Regions from separate parts of the Homo sapiens genome. Here region 1 is linked to region 2. A link is a loop called in an ENCODE intact Hi-C map of the cell type or tissue named here. Cell type or tissue: endothelial cell of umbilical vein. All regions are shown on one strand. Each heading gives the region's core, and the rest is flanking DNA. Links, peaks and the distances in the headings are about the cores only.

The links. A loop is a pair of places that touch in the nucleus more often than their neighbours do. Peaks named below come from ENCODE experiments on the same cell type or tissue, not always from the same donor. Only the 100,000 strongest peaks of a DNase experiment are listed, where the experiment ranks them.
Region 1: a loop joins it to region 2, with 2.6 times the contacts of the local background. A loop is called at or near these places in 2 of 110 quality-filtered maps.

What each region holds. Positions count from the first base shown.
Region 1 is chr20:5,343,474-5,359,859 of GRCh38, forward strand. It overlaps the pseudogene RNA5-8SP7. Among named protein-coding and RNA genes, the nearest start is that of PROKR2, 35 kb to the left of the region's middle. In endothelial cell of umbilical vein, for the core only: no CTCF peak of the experiment used is centred there; a DNase peak (open chromatin) is centred at 6,178.
Region 2 is chr20:5,387,342-5,403,727 of GRCh38, forward strand. No RefSeq gene overlaps it. Among named protein-coding and RNA genes, the nearest start is that of LINC00658, 50 kb to the right of the region's middle. RefSeq lists an enhancer at 8,515-9,714 and a silencer at 12,841-13,141. In endothelial cell of umbilical vein, for the core only: no CTCF peak of the experiment used is centred there; no DNase peak of the experiment used is centred there.

The DNA.
Region 1 (16,386 bases), core at 4,289-9,288, 45 kb before region 2:
AATGGAATATTATTCATTTTTGAATACGGAGGACATTCTGTCATATGCTACAACATGGATAAACCAGAAAGACATCAAGCCAGGCAAATAAGCCAGTCAGAAAAAGACAAATACTGTATGAGTCCACTTATATGAGGTACTCAGTCAAAATCCTAGGGACAGAAAGTAAAATGGTGGTTTCCAGGAGCTGGGGGAAGGAGAAAACGAAGAGTTATTGTTCAGTGGGCATAGAGTTTGAGTTTTGCAAGGCAGTGTGTTTTGGACATAGATGGTGGTGATGGAAAACAATTTGAATGTACTTAATACCACTAAACTGGACACTTTAAAGTGGTTAAGATAAATTTTGTGTTGTGTGTATTTTACCACAATAAAAAAAGTGGAAAAACTTTTCCTCCCTCCTTATGGTGCCTTCCAAAGCCAGACCCAGCTGGGCTTCTGGGCCCCTGATGCTGAATCATTCCTCTTCCTATCCACTAGGCTCTCATGGTGAATTTCCAAAGCTGGGCTGCTGCTACTTTAGGGGCTTCTTGCACCCACCATCCAACTCTTTATGTGGCTTCTGAGTAGCGTTGCCATCTATCTTTGGGAAACTCCCACTCTTCTTTTATGTGGCCAGAGGGTAACAGAGCTATCTGTCCTCTCTAGTGCTCCATGTTCAATTTAAGGAACTAGTGAAAAGTGAGCTTCGTTGGACTCACTTGCAGTAAATTCCTTGCTACAACCCTCTAAGCAGGAGACAAACGATGGGAAACCTGACTGTGGTGGGTACCAAATGGTGATCACCCAAATTGTTGTCATGAAATCTACCCCCCTTTCCACATCTCATCAGTGGAGAACTAGAAGTTTCTAGAAATAAAGCTCATAACCATCTAGTGTTTCTGGGAGTTTAAGCAGATTGTTTTAAAGATTCACTGGCCTTATTTATGCCCTCAGAGTGAGTACTATCTTTGCATCCTCTCTGCTGGCCCAGACTGCAACACTCCACATTCTTGCCCACCTAATCTTTTCTGCCATAACATGAGAGCTGGTTTCCTAAGATGACTTGGATTATAAAAATTGTGTTAGAAAATAATTATTTCAATAGAAGTATGTTAAGGGCTTGGAAGTGTACATACTTTTTTTTTCTGAAGAATTTCAATTATAAAGGGAGTTTAAAAATTACCCAATAAACATATGGTAATAGAACTTACTCATCACCAAGCAAATCACTGCTGATTATTCTGAGCCAAAATAATGACATTTTTTTCTTTCTTAATCACTCATTGTTTTAATCAACACAGTATAATGCCAGTCAAACAAAATAGCTTGTCCCCACCTACAGCAGGGTATTAAAATTCTTGCTGTAGGGGAAGTGCCCAGAGAAGACACCTTTGTGGGAGCTGTTTCCTCAAGCCAAGCTTAAATCTTTTACACAGGTATAAGAATGCTCTAAATGTGACTAAGTAACCATTGCCTTCGAGCAGAAAGCATGTATGGTAACTGCCTGCCATTTTGATCTGAACACAAGTGGCCCTGAGCTGAGGGAATCCATTTCCCTCAGGTTTTGCATGTCAGCAAAACTAGGTAGAGGAGGTGACTCTTAACTGGTTTTGAATGATAAGTTGGTGGCCTAGGGAAGGGAAAGGAAGGGAATGAGTAGGCTGGTGACCACTGGTATGGAACTATAATACAGCATGGCACATCCTGGGAACCATAGGTGAGGCTGCAGAGTTGGGTAAGAGGCAGAGCATGGCAGTGAAAGCTAATACAAAGAGGACATCTCACCTCCTGGTACCTTAAGGAATTTAGACTTCATTCCCTAAGTCAGTAGTTTTTTGTTTTTGTCATTTGTGGATCATTTATTAGATACCATTACTCCAGAGGACCAGTGATTTTAGGTAAATTAAGAAGAAATGACTCAATATAATCTTAATATAACAAGGGCATGATGCTTTTTTTTTTTAAAAAAAAATAATAATTGTTTCACTCACTGAGATGATGTGTTATGCAGTCTGGTCAAGGCTCAAAGATAGAGAAGTTGTGCCATCATATCCTATTAATTTCTTTTCTTGGTCATTCTAAAATTAGAGATTTCCAACTCACAATACACAGTGGGAATGGCAGTCAATATTTGGCTGCTCTTTTGGGTGAATCTGCATCTTTGGATGGCACAGAGACAGAAGTTAGAGGATTCTCTCAGAAGACCACATTCAGCACTTTGTCAGACATGAAGTCAACCAGACACCACATTTGATAGCTGGAGAGTCAAGTGTTTCACCCTGAGAGGGAGTCATGAATGGATTCATATCCACTCTTTGGTTGAATTCTCTGTCAAGAAAAAAAATCGAGAGTTGGCAAAGGGTCAGATGGTCAAAATGAAGCCATTTGTACAATATTTCACTTTGATTCAAAGTTTTTTTTTAGCTCTGTGAATATGTTTATTACACACATGTCTTTTACAGCCAGGTTGCTAAAGACACACCTGAGTCAGTCTTATTCTTGATCCGTTATAGCTTCTCTGGTTTCCACTGTAATTACTTTTGGTTTCTATCTTTATCCTTTAAAAAAAATCCCTAGGAGAAGCCCAGGGCTGCAAGTGTCTTTAAAGTGTTGGTGATCAAGATATCCTGCCATTTACATTAATTCTCACAGCTAGCTGAGTCCTTCATTCATCGACACACCAGCCAGGTGATCCACCACTCAGATATTCTTTTGTTTTGATGTTTCACCGTGATACATGTATGTGTAAACCTTTTTAAAAAAACCAGACTTACTTTACTGAATCCTTATGAGAATATTTTAATTTGTGGATTTCAGTCCCTATTCAATGCTGAGAAATCCTTAGCTGTTCTCTCTTCAAATATTAATAATATTTTTGCACTATTTTTCCTGTTTTTGAATTATCTTCCTTTCTACTTCCTTTGGTTTAAGGCTGCTGTTTCTGTTTTCTATAACCTGGGCTTTTACCTATGCTGTTTCCGCTGTCTGGAATGTCCTTCCCACCAAACCTACCCTTCCCCAACTCCTCCAAAGTTCAACTTAAATAACTCCTTTTCTGTGTAATCTCTTTTGGTCCTTAGTTGGATATACCCATCCCTCTTTCGTGCTCTGATCATACAAGATTGTAAACTCTTTGAGGCCCTGATGGTGGCCTCCATTTCTTTGTACTTCTCACAGGTCCTAGTACATTACAAGACATAAGAAATTCATGGCCTACTGGTTGCTTGATTTTGATATATGAAAAAGTGTTAGAAATTCATCACAGAGAGCAAAAACAGAACTCTGGTTCAGGAAGAAAGAATGGGGAACATGGGGCCTTCTCAGATAATTGGATACACTGTCCATGTACAGACATAGATTATGTGAACAAATGGAGACTGCTACCTCAGTGATGATGACAGCCGATTAACAGCTGCCTTAGTCAGTTCAGGCTGCCATAATGGAATACCATATACTGGGTGGCCTAAACAACAGAAATTTATTTCTTAGAGTTCAGCTGTCTGGGAAGCCCAAGATCAAGGTGCCAGCAAGTCGAGTGTCTGCTGAGGGCCTGCTTCCTGGTTTGCAGATGGCTGTCTTTTTTCTGTGCCCTCCCTCAGTGGAGAGCAGAGAGAGGGGAAGCAAGTGCTTTTTTATCAGGGTCTCTTCTTGTAAGCAGCTTTTCTTATAAGGGCACTAATCCCATTCATGTGGGTTCTATCCTTATGATATAATCACCTCCCAAAGGCCCCACCTCCTAATACCACCACATTGGGAGTTAGGATTTCAACATATAAATTTTGGGGGTGGGACACAGTCTATCAGTCCATAAGAGCAGTAATATTTATTAGATGTCTATTTTGTGGTAGCCACTGCTAAGCACTTTGTTTCATTGTTAAAATTCATACTCAAAAGAGCGCTATGAGGGAGGCAGTGTGATTCTCAGTTTCCAACTGAGGACACCGAGGCTCAGAGGCAGTGAGTGATGTGACCGAGGACACACAGCTCATGAACCGCTAAGCTGAGACGGGTCTGTCTTACTCCCGGGTGTGCTCAGATGACCACAATGTTACAAGGTCTCCCTAAAGGCGATGGGCGGTATACACAGGACCAGATTGCTTAGTAACCACTGAACATGTAGAGTGTGTTGTTTGGCCAGAACCACAGCTAAAACTTGCTTTTTTGTCCTGTAAATGCTAATTTTGTGGCAACTGGGTACTCTTGTGGCCCAGCCACCTCTAAACCAAAATCACTCTTAGACTTTTGGAATCAGCTTTGGAGAACTACTTACATCACTGAAACTTAAAAATGGGGAGTAGTAATTGTACTTACACTTGAAGTATTATTCATGCAGTCCTCAGAGAATATCTGAACATTCTTTTACCTCTCAGATAATTTACAAATGCCTTGAATGTCAACATCGAAGTGTCAATGACATGAAGAATTTGCCCATGTTTATGTTTTTATATTAGTGGAGGGAGCACGCAATCCCCCACGAACTGTAAAGTCCTATCATTTATGGAACAAACCCGACAAACCTGCCAGGTTTTTCTGGTCATAACAATTTTGTTTTGGCTTGATCTATTTTTTCTGGTATTTCAAAGAGTTGTGATTTTCTTACAGACTCTGTGATGTTAATTATACGATAGCAAAATGCTGTCTCTTTGCAATTTTGTAAATAGGTCTGAGAATAAATTAGGGTGGTGGGAGTAACCACCTTCCAAAATGTGGATGCCAAGGTTATGAGTTTTGTTTTCTTGAGCATTGAGGTTACTGTGGGTGGAATGAGTGACTCTCTCAAAATTGGGCAGGAAAACTAAGACTACCAGTTCCCAAGGTAGCATAATTTTTGGGGTAGGTCAGAGGAAATGTGGGAAGGAATCATGTGGGAGGGTCATGCAAGGTGATGGTCTCCTACACGGTCCCCTTTAGAACACTCTTGACATGACCACCTAAGCCATAGCCCCCTCCTGAGAGGTTCCCACATAAAGATCAGTGGATTGAAGTGTGTACCCCTAAAAGATATGCTGAAGTCCTAACCTCCAGTACCCATGAATGTGGTCTTACTTGGAAGTAAGGTCTTTGCAGGTGTAATCAAGTTAAAATAAGATCACCAGAGTGGGCCCTAATCCAATATGACTGTGTTCTTATAAGAAGAGAGAAATTTGGACACAGGCACATACACAGAGGGCAGATGGCCAAGTGAAGATAGAGACAGATTGGAGTTGTATGGCCACAAACAAAGAATGCCTGGTTCTACCAGTAGCTGGACGAGGCAAGGAAGTCTCCTCCTACAGTGGCTTTGGAGGGAGCATGACCCTGCTAACACCTTGATTTTGGACTTCTAGCCTCCAGAACCATGAGAAGAAATTTCTGTTGTTTTAAGCCACCCGGTTGGTGGTACTTTGTTGCAGCAGCCTTTGGAACCTAATACGGTCAGTGACACTGGCTATTACTTAGAAATACTCGAGGAGCTCTTGGAAAATACCAATGCCTGGGCCTCCACCCTAGATGAACAGAAATCAAATTTCCATGGTTTCAGCCTTGGGCTGGGCATTTTTTAATGCCCTCGGGTAATTCTAATGTGTAGCCAAGGCTGTGAACCATTGATACAGGTCATTATTCTTGTACCCCAGACCCACCTTTCCCAGGCTACACCTAATGAGGCCAGTGATTGGCACGTAACCCAAAGGTAGGTATGACCCGCCTTTACAGTTCAATAACTCTGCCCAACGTGACTCAATCAGATCTTCTCTATTGGAAAATTAGAATGTAAAGTATCACACAATATTAGCAGACAGTTGAGGGGCAGAGAAATGGAGAGAAGGCAGTGGGGAAAAGCCCAAAGGAGGAGAAGCCATGGGTGAGAGCGAGGTCTGGGGCAGAGAAGTCAGTGGTGGGGAAGTGGGGGAGGAGCTACGGAGAAAAGCAGAAATGCAGGTGTTCAGTCTGAGCCTGGAAGACTTCTTGGGTTGCTATAGGATTCTCAAGGTGACCAACAGAGACCCGGTGCTGCTGCGGTGTCGGCAACAGGGATGAAGGATACTCCATTCTCTACAACCTTGTTACACTGTGTGATCTGTGGACTGGCAGCATTAGCATCACCTGGGAGCTCATTAGAAATGCAGAATATTAGGCCCCGCCTTCCACTTCCTGACTCCAGATCCCCAGATGATTCATTTGCTCACTAAGTTTGACAAGCACAACTGTCTAAGGCCTGGCTGAGTAGCTCCAGTGTCATTTCCTGAGCTTCCTTACTCCTGTTTATCCTTATACAAGTTGAATCACTTGAGGGAACCTGAAGGAGACGGGGGTCTCTGTTTCTTGCAGCCTGAATGATCTTCCCTGATGGAAGGCAGAAATAATTTTCTGTGTAAGAGCTCTGTGAAGCTGGAGAGATTTTGAAAATGAGTCTGGATGTTAGGGATTGCTGGACGCTACCTGTGCCATTCATCATAGTTGGTATGATTTCAGTAATACTTGGTACCACCAAGGCAAAGCTTTGCAAGTATCTCTGGTTCAGTGGTTCTCAGAGTGTGGTGTCTGCACAAGCAGCTTCAGCATCTCCGGGAAACTTGTTAGAAATGCAGATACTCAGACCCCACTGTAGACCTGCCAAATCAGATTCTCTCGAGGCCCGGCAATCTGTACTGCAACAAACCCAGCAGATGGGTCTGGTGCCCACTAACATCTGAAAACCGCTGCCCTTCTCTATTGTTTTTACGCTATTGATTCTCTCGTCTTCAGAACTACTGGGCAAAGGACCTGGGCATGTCATTCTAATCTATTGGTAATAACACTGGTGGGGATGCTCTATTTGTAATGATCCCAAACTGAAAATGACCCGTATGCCCACAACAGCAGAATGGATAAACAAATTGTGGTACATTCACACACTGGAAGATAGCAAGGGAGATGAATGATTTACAGCTGCAGACCCAATGTTGAATGAAAGAAGCCAGACACAAACGAGTTCATGCTGTATGATTTCATTTGTATAAAATATAAAAACAGGCAAAAATAACCTATGTTTTGAGAAGTCAGGCTTTCCACATGTTGCTGCGTCTCCCTGGGATATTTCCCCCTCTCCACCCTGTCCCCTCAGCTCTTCCCTGTCTAGATTTCCAATCACCCTGCCATTCTCAGCTTAGATGTACTTTTTTCTTTTTTTTTTTTTTTGGAGATGGAGTCTCTTTCTGTTGCCCAGGCTGGAACGCAGTGGCTCGGCTCACTGCAACCTCCACCTCCCACGTTGAAACGATTCTCCTGCCTCAGCCTCCCTAGTAACTGGGATTATAGGCACACGCCACAGTGCCCGGCTATTTTTTTTTTTTTTTTGTATTTTCAGTAGAGACAGATTTTCACTATGATGGCCAGGCTGGTCTTGAACTCCTGACCTCAAGTGATCTGCCTGCCTCAGCCTCCCAAAGTGTTGGGATTACAGGCATGAACCACTGCGCCTGGCCTTAGATGTGCTTCTTCAGAATCTTTCTCTATCACCTTGTTGAGAAGTCACACAGGAGAGGGTACTTCCTGGAAGGAGACAGATGGGGGGTGTAGCGGGCATTTGTAGTGTTCTGTTGCTTGCTGTGAATGCTTATGACAGTGGTGTGTTCTTTTTGTAAAAAACATATCAAGCTGTAAGCTTACCATTTTTGCACTTTTCTGTCTGTATGCTATTATACTTCCATACAAATTTTTAAAAGTATTGGTGGGTGTCGTAAAGTGTTTGAATCCTGATGTGATTTTCCTACAGCATTTTTTTTTTACAGCCTATAATTTGAGGTTTTGGTCCATCTCTTGCTTTCAGTGCATGAGATGAGGAACGTTAGTGACCCGTGTGGTTGTGTGGATTAATTTCTAAAACCTCACTTGGAACAGAGTGCTAACAGTTGCAAATGATTAGGAGTTTATGAAGTGCTTTAAAATACATCTTGGTAGTGTTTTAGGGTAAAGTTTTGTCAGTGTAATTTAGTTTTTAATTAATGAATGACTTCCCCAGATTGTTTTTTAAAAAAATACCGGTTTCACCATTTTTTTCCCCTAGAGGACCCTCTTAAATCATGTTTGGAATTTCATAAAAGAGAAAATGTCTGTGTGATTATTTGTTCTCCATAAGGTGGTAAATACATGGGCAGAGCTTTTAGAGGAAGTGATTTTATTGAGTAAAATGAGCCTCTAGGAGATGCTTTGAACTTACAACGAAGACATTCACAAATCATTACAGCTGCTTTCCAGAAAGCACAAATACTTATTACATATGCCTGGCTTAACCTGAATTTTAGATAAGTAACACAAAGGAGAAACAACAACAGAAAAACCCAACATGATCCGCATTTATTCAAACCCCACATGGCATGGTGCAGCCCCTCTGCTGTTATAATTGACAGGGTAGTTTAGGAAAGAATAATGCTCCCCTCTGACAGTTGCAGGGCCTGGTCTTATTTTCATTACACAGATTGGGGTTTAATGGGAAAATCCCACTGCAACTCTATCCTAATTAGATTCCTGGGTTTTGGGGTGAAAGGAATATTCAAGGTCCTTTTGTACAATCTGCCTATTTGACGGTAAGTGAAATGAAGCCCACAGAGGCTAAAGTGACCTCCCGAAGGCTGTATGCTGGGTTAGTGAAAAAGCTTGGCTGTGAACTTGGAGTTCTGGGCTTTTTCCAGGGACAAGGTGAAAGTCTAGCAGAGAGCTGGTCTCCGTGGAGAGGGTCGGGAAGTGATGGGAGCCTGAGGACCTAAAGCAGCTCAAGCTGTTTTCCAAAGCGAGGTAGGCTCACACTGGAAAGCTTGAGCATTCCAATCTGGCCTCCTTCACTGTTTCTCCTACAGCATATTCAGACTGGAGTATTGTATTAGTCCATTTTCATGCTGCTGATAAAGACATACCCGAGACTAGGAAGAAAAAGAGGTTTAATTGGACTTATAGTTCCACATGGCTGTGGAGGCCTCAGAATCATGGCGGGAGGTGAAAGGCACTTTTACATGGGGGCAGCAAGAGAAAAATGAGGAAGATGCAAAGGTGGAAACCCCTGATAAAACCGTCAGATCTCATGAGACTTATTCACTACCACGAGAACAGTATGGAGGAAACTGCCCCCATGATTCAAATTATGTCTCATCAGGTCCCTCCCATAACACGTGGGAATTATGGGAGTACAATTCAAGATGAGATTTGGGTGAGGACACAGAGCCAAATCATATCGAGTAGAGTTTGATTAAAATATCATTTTATTATTATTATTATTATTATTATTTGAGACGGAGTCTTGCTCTGTCGCCCAGGCTGGAGTGCAGAGGCGCGATCTCGGCTCACTGCAAGCTCCGCCTCCCGGGTTCACGCCATTCTCCTGCCTCAGCCTCCCGAGTAGCTGGGACTACAGGCGCCCACCACCAGGCCCAGCTAATTTTTTTTTTTGTATTTTTAGTAGAGACGGGGTTTCACCGTGTTAGCCAGGATGGTCTCGATGTCCTGACCTCGTGATCCGCCCGCCTCGGCCTCCCAAAGTGCTGAGATATCAGGTGTGAGCCACTGCGCCCAGCCTAAAATATAATTTTTTAAAAAGTAAAATATAAAGACATACCTATTGCTTGCATAATGCATATGTTCTGGAAAAATCTGTGGATTTTCTTCTTTACATCTTTCTCTACCAATTCAACTCAGTGCACTAGGTTTTGAGAGCCTGCCACTTGCCAGGCACATAGCTAGATGTTGGGGATTTGGCTGTGATCAACACTCTCTCTACTCTCATGGTGATGAACAAGGACAGATACTGAATCATCTTGAAGGGGAAATGCATGGCGTTGAGAGGTATGTAGCAGGGTACTGAAGCTACAGAGAAAGATCCAGCTAAGCCAGGAATGGCAGGAGGAGGTGGCTTTAGCAGGGGACATGCTGGGCTGGGGACAATGTCCCAGAAAATAAAGTATGATGTGCAAAGCTTGTATTCCAGAGACACAGTGTCACTGTCAAGGAGGCCTCTGCATCTTCATCCCTCAAGATCTGAACTGCTCAACCCTAGGTCTGTGAGCCAATAATTTTTTGTGTGTCTAATCTTTTTCAAACCACACTAAACATATTTCAGGAGACAAGTATAGCCAAAACACAATTATTATGCAGTGGTTTATCAGAGAAATACAAGGAAAATTTTACAATCTGTTGCTGTCCTCAAAGAGGCTTAGCCCCACTTTTCCATGTTTCTATCAGAATAGGATAGAATCACTGAGTATAGATTGATTAAAATAACATTTTTTAAAAAGTAAAATATAAACACTTTCCTATTGCCTGCATAATGCATATGTTCCAGAACAAATAGTAGAAAAATAAAATATTTCCTGTGTGAGTCACCTTTTCTCTAGACTGTACTGTTAGTGTCTTCAGCCTTTCTTTGAATCAGTTGTTTTCCAGATCATTCTCCACCTCACCCTCTGATCATTATAATGTGGATATAACTCAGAAACGGCCCCCACATTTCCCCTCTTCGGTTGTGGGGCGGGGGGGAAGACACAAACACAGAATTTAAAATTTAAATGTAAATGTAAATTAAATTAATTAATTGCTTATACAATAAGCAAATAAGTTAATTGCTTACTTTTGTAGTGGTGGGGGAAGATATGAACACAGAATTTTAAATTAAAATTTAATTAAATTTAAAAAATTAAAATTAAATTTAATTAAAAAAATAATTTTAATTTAAAATTCTGTGTTCATATCTTTTCCCCACCCCTACAACCAAAGAGGAGAAGTGTGGGGGCTGTTTGTGAGTTCCACAATATAATGATCAGAGGGTGAGATGGAGAGTGATTTGGAAAACAACTCATTCAAGGAAAGTCTGACGACACTAACACAGTATAGTCTAGAGAAAAGGTGACTCACACAGGAAATAATTTTATTGTACCAGTCAGGGAATTTTACTTCAACCAGCAGAAACTACTGCTGGCTGTCTTAAACCAAAGTGACATTAATTGAAAGGGAATTTGGGCTTGCACAAGTAGGGGTTAAAATTAGAGACTGGGGTGGAAGATTGGGTAGAAAGTAAGGGAAGTGTAGGCATGGTCAGGACCCAGGAAATGCCTCCTACAAATGCCACCAAGGTCTCCCAATATCCCCTCCATGTTTGTGGTACTTGCTCAAGTCCTAGACAAGTAAGCATCCTACTGTCTAAGGGTACATACTGGACCCTGTCTATGCAGAAGGAGGCAGAGGAGGCCAGCACTGGGAAACACCCTTATATCAAGACTGTACAATATAGGAATATACAAATTGGGAATGCAGCCAACAGTGGTTTGTTTTCTTGCTTATTTTTGTCCTTGCTTGTTCATTTTCTCTCTCTTGCCTCTGGGGTATAACCTCTTCAACAACAGGAACTTCATCTGTTGTCTGCCTCTGGATCCCTAAGCCCTCAAGAGTAGACATTCAGTAAATAGCTGTGGAATGTATTACTGGAGGAACATTCAGGGGACATAAACATATTCCACATTGTTCTATGTGTAGACAAAGGTGAGTGTGCCATTTTTATAGGGTTGTGGACTTTGGTTCAAGATAAGGAAGATTTTTCTAACAGAGTTATCTAGCAACATCATGCTCCATTTCATGAATAACTGGCCTCTGAGTGTGAAGGAAGCAGCAATGAGATTTCAACATGGACATCCACTACCGCTTCCTGTGACAACAGCACTTACAAACTTTTGTTTGGGGCTTCCCTTCCCCACTCTCAGGCCATGTGTTTTCTGGAAAGTTCACTCCACTTTCAAATCCAGAGGGTAATTTGACTGGTAAATGCTATCACCCCGGCCACAGTGACTGGTTCACTTTCCCCCACCTCTACAACCAAAGAGTGACCCAAATCAGGTCAAGCAGGGCAGCCAACCAGATCCAACCCAGGACTTTTGTTTGAGCCATGGAGAAAACAGACTGTCTTTTGAGGGATTTGGTGTCATAAGAGTGGGGTCCAGGAGTAGCCAGGAACCCTCAAGTGAAACTTGAGAATGAAGCTGACATGGAAGATGTCAGTGAAGGAGGGCAAGCCTGGTCTGTGTGTGCCTGAAGCCAGATCCACTCAGAATTCTTATAACATGAGCCAAATTTTTTCCTTGGATTGGGTTTTCTGTTAGAGCAACAAAATGAGTCTTAAATAATATGAGTGTTAATTCCAGTTAATTGCTAGTGACTATCCCCAGCACTGTGTTGAGGAGGATTCCGAAGGCCATATCCAGATACGCGGGGAAGAGTAAGGTTGATAAGTGTTGTCTGCCACAGAAGCGGAGGGGGAGTTGTGCCCTACATGATGTGTTTGTTACCCTTGGGCGAGATGTTCAAACTCCTGTCATAAAGGTTGGGTCAGGTGGTCTGCAACAGTGCTGTTCAATGGACATATAAAGTGGGTCACACATGCACTTTACACTTTTTAGTAGCTATATTTAAAAAGTAAAAACAAGATAGTAAAATTAACTTTAATAATATCCTTTATTTAATTCAATATGCCCCAAATATTATTATTTCAACATGTGGCACTAGCTGCATTTCAGGTGCTCAATAGCTACATGTGGCTGGTGGCTACTGTCCTGGAGAGCACAGGCCTAGAACCATAGAGTACTGGAACTAGAAGAGACCTTAGAAGCAGCTTCTACCACCTGCCCATTGTACAGATGGGTCAATGGAGCCTGAGAGAGGAGGGAGTAACTTTCCAAAGCACATGAGTAATTGTAGTGACTTTCTGTGGCATATTTCACTTTCCTCTAAAGACTGAGACTGTATAGTGGGTGTAGTAGACAGAATAACGACCCTCCTCCCAAAGATGTCTACATCCTAATCCCTGGAGCCTGTGAATGTTAACCACGCAAAAGTGTGGTTACAAAAAAGACCTGCTGGTGTGATTAAATTAAGGATTTTGATATGGGAATATTATCCTGCATAATCCAGGTGGACCCACTGTAATCACAAGGGTCCTTATAAGAGGGAGGGGGTCAAAAGTCAGAAGGAGGTAGATGATGGAACCCAAGATTGGAGTGATGCAATTTGAAGATGGGGAAAGAGGCCATGGGCTAAGGAGTGCAGGAAACCTCTGGAATCTAGAAAAGGTAAGGAAACAAATCCTTCCCTGAAGATTCCAGAAGGAATACAACCCTGAAGACAACTTAATTTTAGCCTTGCAAGAATCATTTTGCATTTCTGACCTCCAGAACCCTAAGAGAGTAAATGCATGTTGTTTTAAGTTGGTAAGTGTCTGGTAATTTATTACAGAAGCAATAGGAAACTAATACAATGAGAAATGGCTCTGCTGAGTGAGCTGCCAAAATTTCTTTCCTTGATTGCTTTAGACATAAACCAGTGTTTCCTGCAATAAGACCACTTACCTTCACTCTGAGAAATTCACTGATATATGTGGCCAGTGGCTGTATACCACCCCAATTTCCCTGGAAAATTCTTTAAAACAGTCCTTAGCATCCCACCAAAGCTTTTACCAGTAAAAGGTGACAAGGTGAATCTTTTCACTCTAAGTCTACCTTTGAGGGAACATGTCCCCAATCCTTTGGTGGGTTCCAAGTCTGGCCTGGGGAAGGGCTCCACAAACCCACCAGCAAGTTATTTTCTTTGGCTTCTTCTAGGAAGTGCTATGGAGGCTACAAAGCTAATGCTACTCTCTGGCATTCAGGAATACCATGGTGACACACACACACAAATGACTAAAAACACCATAGTTTACATCATCCTTTCCTTTCATTAAATGTCAGAACACAGCTAGAGAACTTTAAACGTGACATTTTTGTCATCCTGTTTGCCCATTTGGAAAATGCAGTTTAATAAAGGCAGCTGGGTTAGTTCGAAGAGCACGGGGCAGAGTCAAAGGACTTAGGCTCAACCAAGAATTAGCTCATGATTTCTCCGCATCTGTGTTTCTTTGTCATCAAAAAGAAACACTGAGTTTGGTATTCCTTGTGGTTCTCCAATTTTATTATTTTAATTGTGTATAGGAAGTGGATTGCTGGTTTGAGAAACAGCATGATAATACATAATACTTGGGATGTGCTTCAAAACCTATTTTGAATTGTTATGGAGAATGGGCTGAGAATAAAGAAAAAATATAAAAATAAAAAAGTCTACTTTCCTTTTAGACAATTTTTTTCATTGTGCTTGACTTCAGTGTTATTTTGAGTTTCACAGAATCACACAAGATTGAAGTGATCATTAAGATTTTCTGCCCAGTCCTTTGTTTTGTAGTGAAGAATGCTGAGGCTCAGGGAGCTTGTGACTTGCCTACAGTTTCAGAACTGGTATTGAGCTAGCAGGGCTAGAATCAAGGTCTCCTGATTCACAAGCTAGAACTCCTCTTCCTCCCTCATCAGCTCTCTTAATTTATCCTATTTATAAGTTTATAGTTTTTCCTAAGAATAGTTGAGAGGAGCATCCCTCCAGTCCTTGCCAGTGCAATGGTGAGGAAGGAGGGAAAATGGTGGTGCTGCATGCATTGTTGAGATGGCTGGGTCTCTTGTGAGGCTTGGGGGTCTGTACATAAATAACTTAGGTTAGAGATGTGGCCAATCACTGCTACATTGGTCACTGATAGTGACTAAATTGCCCTCTGAAGGGGACTGCTCTCATTAATTGCAAAGCTTATATTTCACAGAGTTGGGGCTGAAACTAGGAAGTGGGTGAGTTGTGCCATGAATAGGTTCTCCTTTTCTGGCTCTTACCCCTACACAATGCTCAGTTTCTCCTTTTAGAAACTGACAAATAAAGAAAAACTCACAGACTTCCTCTATGGCTTGTTCTAGCTCTGAAATACCCAATGTACACTTAATCAGGAGAGGCGCAGAGTGCTGTGTCAACCCAGTTGTATCGCTAGCAATCATATGTAACAATAGGCATTGATTTGCACCATCACACTCAGGTGGAAGGTGATTACATTTTACCTTCTGCACCTTACACAAAGATCAATTTCAGGTAAATTGTTGATCTAAATGTGGAAGATTAAAGCAATAAAATTTGTAGGAGAAAATGTAGAAGAATGTCTTTATATCCTTGGGGTTACAAAAGCTTTCTTAAAGAGGATACTAATTGAAAATTTGGACTGCGTTAAAATTCAGAATTTCTGTTTACCAAAAGACTATTTAGAGAGTGAAAAGTTGAGCCTCATAGTGGAAAATAATATTTGCAATATTCATGTCTGTCAAATAACTCATAGCCAGGATAGAGAAGGAACTTCTGCAAATTGATAAGAAAACACTGGGCACCCAAACAGAAAATCGGGCAAAGAATTGAATGAGCACTTCGCAACATGTCCAAAATGCTCGAAATGTACTGGTAGAGGTTTCAGAAGCATAGTCATGGACTGACATCAATGTGAATACATTATCAATGGACTGCCAAATGTTTTTTTGATTGTGAGTGAAGGGGAATGTATCAGAAGACACAAAGTTTGGCTTCAGATAAAGAGCAAATATTTATCTACTCATGTGTGTAGTTATTTCTTACAAGATAGCTTGGCAGAGAGAGGTGAGTTCTTTAGAGGATGGCAAGTGATGTTTTAATCAAAGGACAGACAAGGCAGTGGTGCCCTGGATGGATTAAAGAACAGATAGGGAGGCCGGGTGTGGTGGCTCATGCTTGTAATCCCAGCACTTTGGGAGGCTGAGGCGGACAGATCGCGAGGTCAGGAGATTGAGACCATCCTGGCTAACACAGTGAAAACCTGACTCTACTAAAAATACAAAAAAATTAGCCGGGTGTGGTGGTGGGTGCCTGTAGTCCCATCTACTCAGGAGGCTGAGGCAGGAGAATGGCATGAACCTGGGAGGCGGAGCTTGCAGTGAGCCAAGATCGTACCACTGCACTCCAGCCTGGGCGACACAGAGAGACTCCATCTCAAAAAAAAAAAGAAAAGAACAGATAGATATTGGTTATAAAAGTATAACACTTTTATTTAACTATCCATATTTTCAATATGCCAGAAATTGTATTGTTTTTCAACCATTTAAACTTAGGATGAAAATATTGAGATGTCTGTCAACTTAACAATATTTGGGTGGGTTTGTGTCTTAGTCTATTTGGGCTGCTATAACAGAAGAGTTTAGACTAGGTAACTTATAAACAACAGAAATTTATTTCTTAGAATTCTAGAGGCTGGGAAGTCCAAGTTCCAGGCACCAGCTCTAGAGAGGGCTTACTCTTTGCTTCATAGATGGTGCCTTCTTGTGGTGTTCTCATATGGTGGAAGGGGCAACAAGCTCTTAGGCCTTTTTTGTGAGAGCACTAATCCTATTAATGAGGGCTCCACCGTCATGACTTAATCACCTCTCCAAAGGCCCCACTTCTTAATACCATGACATTGGGAATTAAGTTTCAACATATGAATTTTGGGGGGCGCACACATTCTGATCATACCAGGAAGAGACAGAGATTTTCAAAATTCTTTGGTGAGCT
Region 2 (16,386 bases), core at 5,176-10,175:
ATTGCTTGAACCCGGGAGGCGGAGGTTGCAGTGAGCCGAGATCATGCTACTGCACTCCAGCTTGGTGGCAGAGTGAGACTCCATCTCAAAAAAAAAAAAAAAAAAAAGTAAGATTGTAGGATAGAAAATCAACATACAAAAATCAGTAGTGTTTCTATCCACCAGTGATAAACTAGCTGAGAAAGAAATCAAGAGAGCAACAATCCTATCTATAATAGCTACAAAAATAAATAAATAAAATATCTAGGAATACATAAAGGAGGTAAAAGACCCCACAAGGAAAACTATAAAACATTGATGAAAAAATAGAAGAGGACCCAAACAAAAGAAGTCTCATGCTTATGGATTGAAAGAATTAATATTGTTAAAAATGACAGCCCAAAGCAATCTGCAGGTTCAATGTAATCACTATCAAAATACCAATTTTTCACTGAAATAGAAAAAACAATCCTAAAATTTGTTTTGAAGCAAAAAAGAGCCCAAATAGCCAAAGCAGTCCTGAGCAAAAGGAATAAAGCTCTAGGCATCACACTACCTAACTTCAAAATATATGCAAATGTTGTAGTAACCAGAACAGCATGGTATTGATGTAAAAACAGACACAGACCAATGGAAAAGAATAGAGGACTCAGAAATAAGCCTGCATATTTACAGCTAACTGATTTTCAACAAAGGTGCTAAGAACATGCATTGGGGAAAGGATACCCTCTTTAGTTATGGGTGCTGGCAAAATTAGGTTTCCATATGCAGAAGAATGAAACTGTACTCCTGTATCTCACCATATACAAAAATTGACTCAAGATGAATTAAAGACTAACATAAGAGCCCAAACTACAAAACTACTAGAAGAAAACATAGGGGAAACACTCAGGACATTGGTGTAGGCAAATATGACCAAGACCTCAAAAGCATAGACAACAAAAACAAAAATAGACAAATTAGACTACATTAAACTAAAAGGCTTCCACACAGCAAAAGAACAATCAACAGAGTAAAGAGACAACCTATTGAATAGAATAAAATATTTGCAAACTTTTCATCTGACAAGAGACTAATATCCAGAGTATACAAGGAACTTAACACTAAAACAACAACAATCATCATCAGCAGCATCTCATTAAAAAGTAGGTGAAGGACACGAATAGGCATTTCTAAAGAGAAGACACAAATGGCCAAAAGGTATATGAAAAAATACTTATCGCTAATTATCAAAGAAATGCAAATCAAAACCACAATGAGATATCATCTTACCCCAGTTAGAATGGCTATTGTTAAAAAGACAAAAAATAACAGATGCTGGTGAGGATGTGGAGAAATGGAAACTCTTATACACTGTTGGTAGGTATGTAAATTAGTACAACCACTATGGAGAACGGTATGGAGATTTCTAAAAAAACAAACCAAAACACAGAACTATTAAACAATTCACCAATCCCACTACTTGGTATTTATCCAAGGGAAAAAAATTGGTACATCAAAGGGATACCTACACCCCCATGTTTATTGCAGTAGTACTTACAATAGCCAAGATGTGACATCAACCTAAGTGTTCATCAATAGATGAGTGGACAATGAAAATGTGGTATATATACACAATGGAATAATCTTCAGCCACAAAAAAGAATGAAATCTTGTCATTTCCAGCAACATGGATGGAAATGAGGTCATTATGTTAAGTGAAATAAGTCCGGCACAGAAAGACGAATATTGCGTGTTCTCACTCATTTAAGAGCTAAAAAAGTTGATTTCATGGAGGTACAGAGTAGAATGATATATACCAGAGGCTAGGAAGGGTGTGTGCTGGTGGGGAGGGGAAGTGAGGAGGAAGGATGAAGAGATGTTGGTTAATGAGCACAAACATACAGTTAGATAGAGGAAATAAGTTCTAATGTTCAATAGCAAAGAAGGGTGACTATAGTTAACAATACTATATTGTGTATTTCAAAATAGCTAGAAGAGAGGACTTGAAATGTTCCTAACACAGAGAAATGATAAATACTTGAGGGGACAGATACCCTAAATACCTTGACTTGATCATTACACATTCTATCCATGTAAGAAAATACCACATGTACCGCAGAAATATGTACAAATAGTATGTATCAATAAAAAAGAATTGAGATCAAACATTGATCATATCAATAAATGTAATCACAAATTATTTTCAGATGGAGTAACAAAGCAAATTGACAATATGTTGTATACAAGACAAATCAAAACCAAAAAGATACAAAAGGTTAAAAATAAAGGAATGGACAAAGATACATCAGGCATATGCAAATAAAAAGATAGCGGGAGTCTCAATGTTGATATCTGACAAGGTGAAGTTAAGAGTAAAAGGTGTTTTTTAGAAAGACAAAAAAAGACACCTTATAAGGCTAAAGTCTACAAAGATATATTAATTTATTAATATATTAACTTTAACAATATATATTGTTAATATTGTTATGCGAAGTAACACCTTAACCTTCATAAAGCAAAAATTAGAAGAAATATATGGAGAAGAAAAAAATACACTAACAGTAGAAAACTGTAACATACTTTGCTCAATTCCAAACAGATCATATGGGTGAAAAATCAGTAAATATATATGATCTATGCAACACAATAATTACGTAGATCTTATAAATGTCTAACTCTTAACTGCAATAATGGAAAAAAAAGGAAACATTTTTTTCATTGTATATGGAACATTTATAAAGACTGTATCTCATGCCACAAAGAAAACTTCAATGAATTCTAAAGGATTGCATTCTGATTACAAATGATATAAATTAATTACAAAATTAGAAAACATAATATCCCAGTTGGAAACTTAAAAAAACCCACTATTAAATAAATTCTTGGGTCAAAGAAGAAATACTAAGTGAAACTGCAGAACTTCTTGAAAATAATAAGTAGTAAACAGATGAAAAAATTATATAGCTATATCAATAAAATAAAAAATAAAATAAATAGCTAAGTTTAAAAACCAAGAAAATAACAACAAAACAGAAAGAGCAGAGGGAAGAAATTAATAAAGGTGAAAGAAACTATTAATTTTAAAAACCTACTTTTTTGAAAAAATAAAATAGACAAATTGATAGCTAGCCCAATTTGCAAAAATTGGAGAAAACACAAAATTAGAAATGTCAAGGGGAAAAAACCATCAAAAGAGAGGAAATTTTAAGAAATCATTAGCGACTACTTTGTACAACTCTAAGCAAATACATTTGAAAATCTTAACAAAGTGAATACATTTCTTAGAAAAACACAGTATACCAAATTGACCCCAATGAAGAGCTATAAAAGGCCTATCATACAATCTTCTATAATAGATAGTTGCATAGAGAGAGAAAGTTATTGAAATAAATTGCAATGATGTTTCTGCACACCTTGAGAAAAACCTTTCCCTAAAATGTTTCCCATCAGGACTGAGAAAATGCAGTCATATCAAGTTAAACAAGAAAAGCTGATTAGATTGCATTTATAATCCAGGAAACAATTTTGTTTTGATGAGTGAACTCAGCCTGGAAAGAGCATGAACCAGGACCAGAATTAATCCACTCTGATGAACACCAATGTCCACGATGACCTCAGGAAGATAAAACAGGCCCTGCAGTTGACAGCTGGCAGCAAGGCTGTGAAAAGCCGTGCTCCCAGAATGTCGGCAGTCATCAGGCAACTCTCTCACCACATCCAAAACAAACCCTCTACAACCCCCCACTTTCCTAAACATCTCTTTTTTCTGGCTAACATTGAGTAATTATTGTTTCTTTACCAATGACAACTCTAGTCCCACTTTAATCTGCCTACCATCTAGATAAAAATTATTGAGATATCTAATTATGAGCTTGCCCCTCCTCCCTGATGGAGCTGGATCCTGAGCAGGACCCTGCTGCTCTCTTAAACTCTCCTTATAGACATTCCCAGCACATGCCCAAATGCTGTAATAAATCACTCCCAAGTCCCTTCTCCCAAGGTGCCCAGTGATTTCCCTGCTGTGCGTCCCCCCTTTTCACAGCAAGGTCAGTAAACCTAACTTTATCTTCGACTACAGAAGTGTTCCTGACAGTCTTTGGTGGGTGAACACTGACGGATATAAGTGTACTAATGCCTTGCAACCACGCAACTCATAATAAAATCTCTGAACAACGTCCCATTCCAAAAATTAAATGTAGTAACAAAAGTAATTTTAAGAAAGAGACACAAGGCTGGGTGCGGTGGCTCATTCCTGTAATCCCAGCACTTTGGGAGGCCAAGACAGGAGGACGATTTGAGCCCAGGAATTCAAGACCAGTCTGGGTAACATAGCAAAACCCCATCTCTAAAAATCTACAAAAATTAGCTGGGCATGCAGGTGCTTGCCTGTAGTCCCAGTTACTCAGGAGACAGGTGGGAGGACTGTTTGAGCCTGGGAGGTCCAGGATGTAGTGGGCTGTGATTGCATCAGTGCACTCCAGCTTTGGCAACAGAGTGAGACCCTGTCTCAAAAAACAAACAAACAACAACAACAACAAAAACAAAACAAACAAAAAACAAGAGAGAGACAATCTGTGTGGAAGAGATTTAAATCCACCACACTGACACAAATCTTTCTTTTCCTACTCACTTTTCTTTACATGGTCACTGTTTGGGAGAATTTCCTGTAGTCTCAATACCATTTTAACTCCCTCTCTTGTGTTCTCTTTCCATTCCTTCACTATGCAGAATAACCTTGCCTCTCTCCCAGCAAGAACGCCTCTTCCCTAGGAGAAGGGAGGGGAAATCAGGTGATTTCAGGGTTCTTTTTGGTGGGCTCAGGGAGTGGGGAAGACTACGAAACTGTCCCGTTCAGCTTTGGTCCTACACTACAGTTTGACAATTTATGAGCAAGTTCCTTTTCATTAACACAATCCATCCTCTCAAAAACGGAGAAGTGTTGGCCATTTCTATTCTTCCCTCTTCCCTCTGCATAGTTGAGGGAAAAACAAATCTCAGAAAGGCTAAGTCCATTCAGCCAGTAATTAGCAGGCTCCTGTTCAAAGCTTTTCCCAAGCAGGTCCTCTATCCAGTGCCTGGTTACATTTAACGCCAGTGATAGTTACAAAACCACCACCTCCCCTGATGAGCTCCTACTGTGTGCTAGGCTAATGCTAGGTGCTTTCTATCCATGCTTCTCAAACTGTGATATGCACACCCATCGCCTGGGCACATTGTTAAAATGCATAGTCTTTTTTACTTTTTAGAGATGGAATCTTGTTTTGTTGCCCAGGCTGGAGTACAGTGGTGCAACCATAGCTCATTGCTGCCTTGAATTTCTGGGCTCAAACAATACTCTCACCTCAGCTTCTCAAGTAGCTGGGACGACAGGTATGTGCCACCACACCTGACTAATTTTTTAATTTTTTTTTTTTTTGTAGAGACAAGATCTTGCCACCTTGCCCAGGCTGGTCTTGATCTCCTTGGCTAAAGCGATCCTCCCACCTCGGCCTCCCAAAGTGCTGGGATTACAAGCGTGAGCTACCATACCTGGCCTAAAATGCATATTCTGATTCAGCATATCTGGATGGGGTATGAGAGTCTACATTTCTATCAGTACGTTCTTGGTTAATGACGATGATGCAAGTCTACCGACCCCACTTTGAGCAGCAAGTTTATATGCACTACCTCACATAAACCCACACAACAGTGTTTCTCAACCTTGACTGCGCTTGGGGGGATTTAAAGCCTTCTAATCCTCAGATGCAGCCCACACTAATCGTGTCAGTATCCCTGGTAGTAAGAGCCAGGTGGTTCTCATGGAAAGCTGAAGTTAAGATGCTGTATGGGCTAGGCAGTAGTACCCCCATTTGGTGGCTGAAAAACTGAAGTTTAGAGAAATTACCTCACCCAAATGCCTACATGTAGACAGTCTTGTGGGCAGATTTTAAACCCAAGCATGTCTGGCTCCAGAGTTCATTCTCTCAGTCACTACTCTCTAAGGTCTCCCACAGTAACAACACCAGATTTCAATCAATTGTTAACTGAGGAAAGCAGGCCCACATATATGAAGCCACTAGGAAGCAGTCTGAGCCCACAGATGTCCTGGCACTGAGACTCTCAGTATGGCTTGCAGTCCTTTAACAATAGGAGGGTAGAAAGCTCTCCTCGGGGCTTAAGTGACTCCTGCTCCGACTGACCCAGCACAAGCCCTGGAACTGATTATGCCTCATTGGTTTCATGGCTTTCCAATAAATGCTGATTGGTCAGAGTATTTCCTCTCCCATTGAGGGTTTAAGTGCAAGAGAAAGCCAGGTGCATTAAATCAGTGTAATTAGCTCTGAAGTGTTGGTGATTAAGGAAGTGGATTCCCAGAGAGAAAGAAACCCTCCAAGGCTTTATCAAGCTGGAATTGTGAAGCCCTAGGCTGGACAGCAGCCAAATGTCTGCTCCTTTCTGATGGGAAGTAAAGGATTCCCCGAGGGATGGACTTGCTGGCAATGGCTGGGCTTAGTCTCCCATCTGGGAATTCATTAATTAGGGCTTAGCTTTGAAGGCAGATAATAAGGTAATCAAAAGGGGAAGTGAAGCCCCACAATTCATGCTGTTTAATGAGTAATACTGGAGTGAGCAGATGAGGAGAGACCTGTCAGAATAGGTAGAGTGTCTTTCTTTTTTTTGTTATACATTTTTTAAAATACTTTAAGTTCTGGGATACGTGTGCAGAATGTTCAGTTTTGTTACATAGGTAGACACGTGCCATGGTGGTTTGCTGCACCCATCAATCTGTCACCGACATTAGGTATTTCTCCTAATGCTATCCCTCCCCTAACCCCCCACCTCCCGACAGGCCCCAGTGTGTGATGTTCCTCTCCCTGTGTCCATGTGTTCTCATTGTTCAGTTCCCACTTATGAGTGAGAACATGCGATGTTTGGTTTTCAGTTCCTGTGCTAGTTTGCTGAGAATGATGGTTTCCAGCTTTATCGATGTCCCTGCAAAGGATATGAACTCATCCTTTTTTACGGCTGCATAGTATTCCATGGTGTACATATGCCACATTTTTTTAATCCAGTCTATCATTGATGGGCATTTGGGTTGGTTCCAAGTCTTTGCTATTGTGAATAGTGCCACAATAAACATACATTGCATGTGTCTTTATAGTAGAATGATTTATAATCCTTTGGGTATATACCCAGTAATGGTATTGCTGGGTCAAATGGTATTTCTGGTTCTAGATCCTTGAGGAATTGCCACACTGTCTTCCACAATGGTTGAACTAATTTACACTCCCATCAACAGTGTAAAAGCGTTCCTATTTCTCCATATCCTCTCCAGCATCTGTTGTTGCCTTACTTTTTGTGCATGACATGATGTATATTTAGAAAACCTCATCATCTCAGCCCAAAATCTCCTTAAGCTGATAAGCAACTTCAGCAAAGTCTCAGGATACAAAATCAATGTGCAAAAATCACAAGCTTTCCTATACAGCAATAATACACAAACACAGAGCCAAATCATGAGTGAACTCCCATTCACAATTGCTACAAAGATAATAAAATACCTAGGAATACAACTTACAAGGGATATGAAGGACCTCTTCAAGGAGAACTGCAAACCACTGCTCAAGGAAATAAGAGAGGACACAAACAAATGAAAAAACATTCCATGCTCATGGATAGGAAGAATCAATATCGTGAAAATGGCCATACTGCCCAAAGTAATTTATAGATTTAATGCTATCCCCATCAAGCTACTATTGACTTTCTTCACAGAATTAGAAAAAACTACTTTAAATTTCATATGGAACCAATAAAGAGCCCATATAGCCAAGACAATCCTAAGCAAAAAGAAGAAAGCTGGAGGCATCACACTACCTGATTTCAAACTGTACTAGAAGGCTACAGTAACCAAAATAGCATGGTACTGGTACCAAAACAGATATATAGACCAATGGAAAAGAATAGAGGCCTCAGAAATAATGCCACACATCTACAACCATCTGATCTTTGACAAACCTGACAAAAACAAGCAATGGGGAAAGGATTCCCTGTTTAATGAATGGTGTTGGGAAAACTGGCTAGCCATATGCAGAAAACTGAAGCTGGACCTATTCCTTACACCTTATACAAAAATCAACTCAAGGTGGATTAAAGACTTAAATATAAGACCTAAAACCATACAAACCCTAGAAGAAAACCTAGGCAATACAATTTGGGACATAGGCATGGGCAAAGACTTCATGACTAAAACATCAAAAGCAACGGCAACAAAAGGCAAAATAGACAAATGGGATCTAATTAAACTAAAGAGCTTTCTGCACAACAAAAGAAACTATCATCAGAGTGAACAGGCAACCTAGAGAACGGGAGAAAATTTTTGCCATCTATTCATCTGACAAAGGGCTAATATCCAGAATCTACAAGGAACTTAAACAAATTTACGAGAAAAAAAACAAATAACCCCATCAAAAAGTGGGCAAAGGATATGAACAGATACTTCTCAGAAGAAGACATTTATGTGGCCAACAAATGTATGAAAAGGCTTATCATCATTGGTCATTAGAGAAATGTAAATCAAAACCACCATGAGATACCATCTCACACCATTTAGAATGGCGATTATTGAAAGGTGGAGTGTCTTAAGCTACCGTCCTGACCACTGGTTTTGAACCAAAGAGCCAACGGAGAAATCTTCGGATAAGAGTATAATTTAAAATCAGTAATAGTGCAACTTTCCTACAACAGCCTCCTCTCTCCATCTTCTTTGCCCCCATGACCATCTCATCATTCCAGCAACCGAGACCACAAAATATCTGCTCGCCAAGAATGCTGCCTGGGTCCAAGGCCAAACCAGCTGTCTGGGCAGGCAGGGAGAAGAGGCCTCCTGCTGGGCCACATGCTCTCTCAAAGAGAACACAAATAAGAATGCAGTGTTTACACACAAGGATCAAACTTCTGTTTTATGCTTTAAAATAGGAATTTGGGGGTATTACAAGATTAAATTTGGCTGTACATTTAGAATCGCTTGGGAGACCATGTAGGTTGAGGAAGAAGCATGATGAATGTAATGAAGATGATTTTATTTTTCAGGTTTTCTTCCCCGCATTGTGAAATCCGTGACACTTTCTGACATCTAAGTACTGGCTTAAAAGTTTTCCAATGCTCTATACATCTCTACAGCTTTGCTTCTGATCAAAGGTGAAAAAAGCCCAAAGCCTTGCCCCAAATGTCACCTTTTTGGGTGTTCTCTGGCTGTGACTCTCCTGTGAGTAACACAGTTTGGAATCGACTTGAATATTTATATGTCACCAAATTGATGACACACATGGCCTCTCTCTCCACAGGTGTCCAACAGGAATGGAAAATTTTTTGTGTGCGACTTCCTCTCTCTTTTGCCTTTCCCTCTTATTCATATTCTTCCCCTTCCAGAAAAAAAAAAAACAAAAAACACTAAGTTTCTTAGATCTTACCAATTTTGCAGCTTCTGGTGGCCTCTGATATGAATTAGAGGCAACTGATTTCTGCCAGGTAAATGAACTCAAAGTCTCTAAGCGGAAAGGAAAGGCTGATGGATATGTGGCATTTCCACTCCAGAGAGAAATCTTTCCCCCTTTTTCAAGAACCTAAAACTCACATATAGCTCACGTTGCTAGAGGTAGTTGCTTGTTGGAAACCCTCAGCAGATCTAAATGATGGATTTCATTACCCACATCCCTAATTATGTTACAAAGTTCTCCCTCAATACCTTGGTATGGTAAAGCTTTCTGACAAACCACTCCTTCCTAATGTATATTTTTCCCCTGGCTGGGGAGAGAGGGTGGAGAAGAAGATGGGCAAGAAGGTGGTCTCACCATGTATAGAATGTCTTTTCATTTTATGCAGCCATGGCATTGCTCTCTCATCTCTAAACAATTGGCTCCCAACCTGGCCACACAACTGAAACCACTTAGGGAACCTATAGGAATCCTGGTGCTCAGGCTGTACCCTAAACCTTTTGCAACTCAGTGTTTGTGATGGCACCCAGGCATCAGTAGTTTTTTGATGACAGTAGTTTTAAAATCTGGCTGCACATTTAGAATATCTCGGGAAGCTTTAGAAAATACTGATACTTGCTCCTACTCCCAGAGATTCTGATTAATGAATGGGTCTGCTGTGCAGCCTGAACACTAAGGATTTTGAAACCTCGCCAGATGAATCAAGTGCACAGCCAAGGTTGAAAACCAGTGCTCTAATCATTTTCTTCTTCCGCATTTTCCAGCTTGAGGGCCAAATAATTCCTTGCTGGTTAAAGGAAAAATTCCAGTGATTACTAGTTGATCTATTCATGTGACTCATTTTCATGATGATTCACTGCACTGAATATACAGGCAATATAGAATTTTTAGGCAGAAAGCCTATAGTTTATGACTTTATTCTACAAGTGCTCCCTCTCTTTGAGTTGCAGTCCACTGCTCTGAGTCATAATAAACCATAAATAACAACTAAGAACAATGGGTTACCTGAGCCACTGCTCCTATACTTTCATTTTTAATTGAATTCTAATAACTGGGTTGCTAGAGAAACTCAGATAATGCAACCTACCTGGACTTTCGTAAAAGAGCCTTGAAACTCTTGAAAATGTTTATGAAAAAAAAAAATCCCTCGTGTGTATGGGGTCACACGGATTGGCGAGGGAACAGCAGTCCAAAGACCAGGAATTAGAGATACTGTAAATGCACTTTGCTGTCTTCACATCCACGGAAGATAAAAGTATGTTAAAAATCAGAGGGGCTATTAAAATGATTTTTAAAAATATTACCTTAGAATGTCTATTAGAAGTTGAGGATGAAATTTAAGATCTTTTCTAGTCCTAGGATTCTATGTTTCTACACGACAGTTTGTTATAATCATATCCATAGTAAAAAAAAATGTTTAAGAAAAACATTAGACCTAGGAAGTTTACAGATTCAATTTAGTGAGACACTTATGTATATAATACAACATATTCAAGGATGCATATGTATGTAGAAAAATATACTGAGAAATGAGGATGTATCTTTATGTTGTCTCTGACTACACATTATAAAGGCAAAGTCAATAAGAAGAATCTTTTAAACTTGAAGTGGTGGATTAGACTTCAGATTGCTAATTTTTAAATTCTGTAATTTCAGACAAGTCCATGTATGCTCACAACTCTTTCACTGTTATTAACAAAGACTTATTTACTATTGAAACAAGATATAGGTCATGCGTTAAACAGGAAATATTAGGGATGACTTCTGCCTTAACACTTCCTCAACTAAGAGTCGTTTCAAGAAGTAACATGGTTAACACGTCTGCCTGTGCATTGTGCTGGAATGGATAATATGTCTTCTTTCCCTTTGCTGTCCCTGAATACTCTTGGGTGAATATGTTAAGTAACTAAAAAGGAAGGACTGGGAAATAAGACTGAGTTACAAAGGCATGGAGAATATTGAGGGATCAATTATACCTGCTGCATACTCACCAAATGACTGTAGACCTAAAAAGAGGGAATCTCATATGTCCAGCCTTCTTTAAACATTTCATTAGTTCAGTTTGGGAACCAGTCTATATAGACACCTACATTGTGGGTCAAGTCAATTAGAGTGTAGGATATGAGATGACTTCCCTTCAGGTCTCATCAAATTGGCTTATTGCAATGAGCAAAACAGGAAAGTGGTGGCCATAAGCTTGTGTGACTGTCCCACATTCCAGTGCCCCCACTATGTAGGGAAGTCTTTGCAAGGATCTATCACTGTATGGATTAACAGTCAGGACAGAGTCACTAAAGTCTAAAGTGAACTGTATAAAACCAGGACCATGGCCCCTCATTCACAGTGGAATGAGGACAACACCTAGGACAGTAGGTGCTTCCTAAATATATGATGTATTAGTGTTCAGTAGATACCATTTCTCATTTCTCATTCTCTTGGTCATCCATCACTCTCTAGGCAGGCTCAGGGTTGCTTGAGAAAGTTGGCGCCAATTGCACCCCAAGGAGAAAGAGACTCGGATGATGGTATTGACTTTCTTCCTCAATAACCACCTGGCCTTAATGAAGCCGTCTGAACTCTGTGCTCAGCTTTCTTCTCTGGACACTTACACACAATCTTCTCCCTTCTGTCCACCTTACAAAGGTATTTTAACAATCAAATGGATAAAAGAAATATGAAAGCACTCAATGACATCCATCTTGGTATACATGGATTCTTGTTTGTAGCAGGCCCTCACAATGCTTTTAACAGTGAATAAGGTAACCTCAAAACCCTTGTCTTCAGCCTGTATTGTACTAGCCTTGCTTTTTTTTTCCTCCGAGTCCAATTTAAGGTGAGATAATTACCTGGCAGGGGAGATACCCTGATTACGATTTAGAGTGAGATGAGCCAAAGGCCATGGACAGCCTCACATTTTTATTACTACGGTTTCTACAGCATCTCCTCTATGATGTTATTATAGATGCATATTCACTGACATGCCCCACCTTCCTATGTCTCCAACGCATGGAGCATCCCTATTTCCATGCCTTTGCCCAGACTCTTCCCCTCATTTAGAGGGCCTTTCCCTCCCTTTCCAGCATAACCAAAGTTTATGTGTCCTACAAACTTCCTCTTTCAAGCCTTCCCCAACATTGGTCTCTCTCTCTCTCCTCAGAATGCCAATGCTATTCTATATAATTATCATTTTAGTGTGTGATTTTCTTGTGCATCCAACTAGATTGTAAGCTCCACGAGGATGAAGACCATTTCTTATTCTTTCTTGGAGCCTGCCCAGTGAGAATTACACAGTTATTCATTATGTGGAAATTGTAATCTTCCAGCTTATAGTACAGTCTAGTTTGCATATTTACCTAGTTTACATCCATGATAATTTTGCAGAGTGATGAGCTGTATGTATAATCCCCCAAGTAAGCCCTAAGGTGAGGGAACAAGTTAACTTGTGCCAGCAAAGAAAAAAAAATCAAGGAAAGAATATAGTTGAACAATTATGCTTCTTAGTGTACCCCAAGGGTATAGATATGATCCTCCAAAGAGTTGTCCAGCACCCTTAATGTCACTGGTTTACTTGATGAGAGTCCTGACTGGAGCTGTCCTCAGCTGTGGTGCTGAAAGGTTAACTTTCTAGAAACACTGGATAGCCTGAACCATGAACAAAAACAGCTACTGGGAGAGGGGTGGGTCTTTTCCTAAGTGATCTTCAGGCCCCTCAAACTTTGCAGTCTCAAATGAAATTCATTTTCTTTCAGACGCCCTTTTCTTCCTCTTATATTCCCTAAGTCTTGGCATCCCTACTTCCTAAATAGCTTTTAAAACCAATTTCTCCTCTCCATTCTCATTGCCACTGCAACAATTTCCCTAACTATTTTCTCTCAGATGTCTTGCTACTCAGTGTCTGCAATTATCAACTTCCACCCCTGATGCATACAGAACTTAATTCAAGGTCATTAAAGTGGGCAACAGGTAGAGTTTAACTCTGCCAGTTAAACTATAAATAGCAACCCAAAATGGATGAGAACGATATATATGAAAAGCTCCTTAGAGATAAAATAGTTCCAGGGCCAGAAACAGGAAAAGTGAAAAAAGCCTGTCTGTGTGAGCCAAACCAAGTCCAGGCAGAGAAAAGATCATGTTCCTGTTTAAAGAAGTTTGTGAAGAATATGTGTTGTTCACAAAGGGGAGAGCCATCAGTAGCTGGGAAGAACGTGAGTTTGCAACAAGGAAGAACTGGCAATGTCCATGTGAGCATTGCTCAGGGAGGTTTGCCCCAAATGCAACTCTGTTAGATCAATGTAATGTGCTAGCTGTTCTCAATTGGCCCCTCCATTCCTTCTCTGGTCTTGGGAGGCTGGCACGAATAAACTGCATCCATGGGTTCCCTTGCCATGTGGCTTTGCATTGGCTTTAGTTAATGGAAAACACAGCAGGAGATAAAAGGGGGAGATGAGAGTCAGTTTGGACTATTGATACCTCCTGCTCCATTCCATGCTGGCTGTCCTGACTTAAGGCCGCAGCTTCTTCACTATGGTTTCTCCTACAGCTCTCTTTCTCTGATTTCCAGTTGCCACTCTTTCCCTCACTTCTTCTGACCTAGTGGTAGTAATAGTGTACTGAACTGTCCCCATAGTTATCCAATTTGAGTGTGCCATCTGTTTCCTGCTGGGACCCTGATCGGGGCTTGATATCATTAAGCATTCAAATCCCAACTCCCTTGTTTCAAATCTTATCCTCTCTCAGCATTATTCTGTTCATAAATTGGTTTCATATGTAAATCCATGTACAGAGAGAGAATGTACTGGTTGTGTTGACACAAGCATTCTTTTCTGCCTGACATGTTTATTTCTCCTTGTTAATTAAGAAACTGGCATTCTGATTTTATCCCTTCATATTAAATTAGCTTTGTTAGTGCAAGTCAGCCTGTCTGGGATTAATTCTGAGGTGTTGCCAAAACTGAGGATTTGGGCTTAATTCACTTAGATGCTATTACCCTTGAAGGCCTCTAGGGACCATCCATTCCCACCCCCCCCCCACCAGCCCCCCACAAGCTACTTGGAACTTCTGGCCAAGGACTTATAGCTCAAAGTACTTATAGTTTCTCAACCATGTTATACTTTCATGCCTCTGGGCTTTTATCCAAACTGTTATGTCTTTCTCTGAAATCCACTCTTTCAAAACACTGTTTAGGCATAATTTCTTCTGTGAAACCTTCTTAATCTTTTTCAGAAATAATTCTCTTTAGTGGCTATTCATTGAGCACCCTTTACTAGAAATTCTGAGATGTCCTGGAGACATGCAAGGTGGCTCAGACATTGATGCTTTTCAGTTTCATACTTGAGACAAAGTGATAAAAAAAAAAAACCTATATAAATGACATTGTATTAGACAATTCTTGTATTGCTATAAAGAAATACCTGAGACTGGGTAATTTATAAAGGAAAAAGTTTTAATTGGATCATAGCTCTGCAGAAGAAGCATGCTGCTAGCATCTGCTTGGCTTCTAGGGTGGCCTCAGGAAGCTTACAATTCTGGCAGAAGGTGAAGAGAGAGCAGGCATGTCACATGGCCAGAGGAGCAAGCAAGAGAGAAAGCGGTGGTTGAGTTGGTGGGTACCATGCACTTTTAAATGGCCAAATCTCATGAGAGCTTCCTCACTATCATGAAGACAGCACCAAGCCCCCATGACCCAAAGACCTCCCACCAGGCCCCAGCTCCACCTTTGGAGATTGCAATTCAACATGAGATTTGGGTGGGGACAAATATCAAAACTATACCATTCTGCCCCAGGCCCTTTCCAAATTTCATGTCCTTCTCACATCAAAGAATACAATCATGCTTCCCAACAGTCCTCTAAAGTCTTAACTTGTTCCAGCATTAACTCCAAAGCCCGAAGTCTCATCTGAGACAAGGCAAGTCCTTTTCACCTACGATCCTGTAAGATAAAAAAGTTAGTTACTCCCAAGATACAAAGGGGGTATAGGTATTGGGTAAACATGCTCATTTCCAAAAGAGAGAAGTTAGTCAAAAGAAACGGGCTACAGGCCCCATGAAAGTTCAAGGCCCAGCAGTGCAGTCATTAAATATTAAAACTTCAAAATAATCTCCTTTGACTGCATATCCCACATCTAAGGCACACTGGTGCAAAAGGTGGGCTCCCAGGGTCTTGGGCAGCTCTGCCTCTGTAGCTTTGCAGGCTTCAGCCCCCACAGGTGTTCTCACAGGTTTTTGAGTGCCTGAAGCTTTTCTAGGTGCAGAGTACAAGTTGCCAGTGGATCTACCATTCCGGAGTCTGGACAGCAGTAGAGCTAGTCCCCACTAGAGGGCAGTGGAGTAGAGAGCCCACTGGGGCACTGCCTAGTGGAATCCCGTTTTCACAGCTCCTCTAGGCAGTGCCCCAGTGGGGACTCTGTGTGTGGGCTCCAATCCCACATTTCCACTCCACACTGTCCTAGTAGAGGTTCTCTGTGGGAGGTCCACAGCAGGCGTCTCCCTGGGCACCCAGGATTTCTCACAACCTCTGAAAATAGGTGGAGGCTGCCAAGCATTCACTCTTGCACTCTGCTCACCCACAGGCTTAACACCACATGGAAGCTGCCAAGGCTTATGGTTTGCATTCTCCAAAGTGGCAGCTTGAGCTCTGCCTGGGCTCCTTTGATCCACAGCTGGAGCTGGAGCTGGAGTGGCTGGAAAGTGAGGAGCAGTGTCCTGGGGCTGTGCAGAAAAGTGGGGCCCCAGGCCTGACTCACTAAACAATTCTTCTCTCCTTGGCTTCTGGGTCTGTGATAGGAGGGGCTGCCTCTTAGGTCTCTGAAATGCCTTTGAGATCTTTCTAGTTTTCTTGGATATTAGCACTTGGCTCCCTTTTAGTTATGCAAGTATTTCCTCTAGTAAGTGGTTGCTGCCAGCTTGAATTCCTCTCTCAAAAAAAGATATTTTCTTTCTCTGCCACATGGCC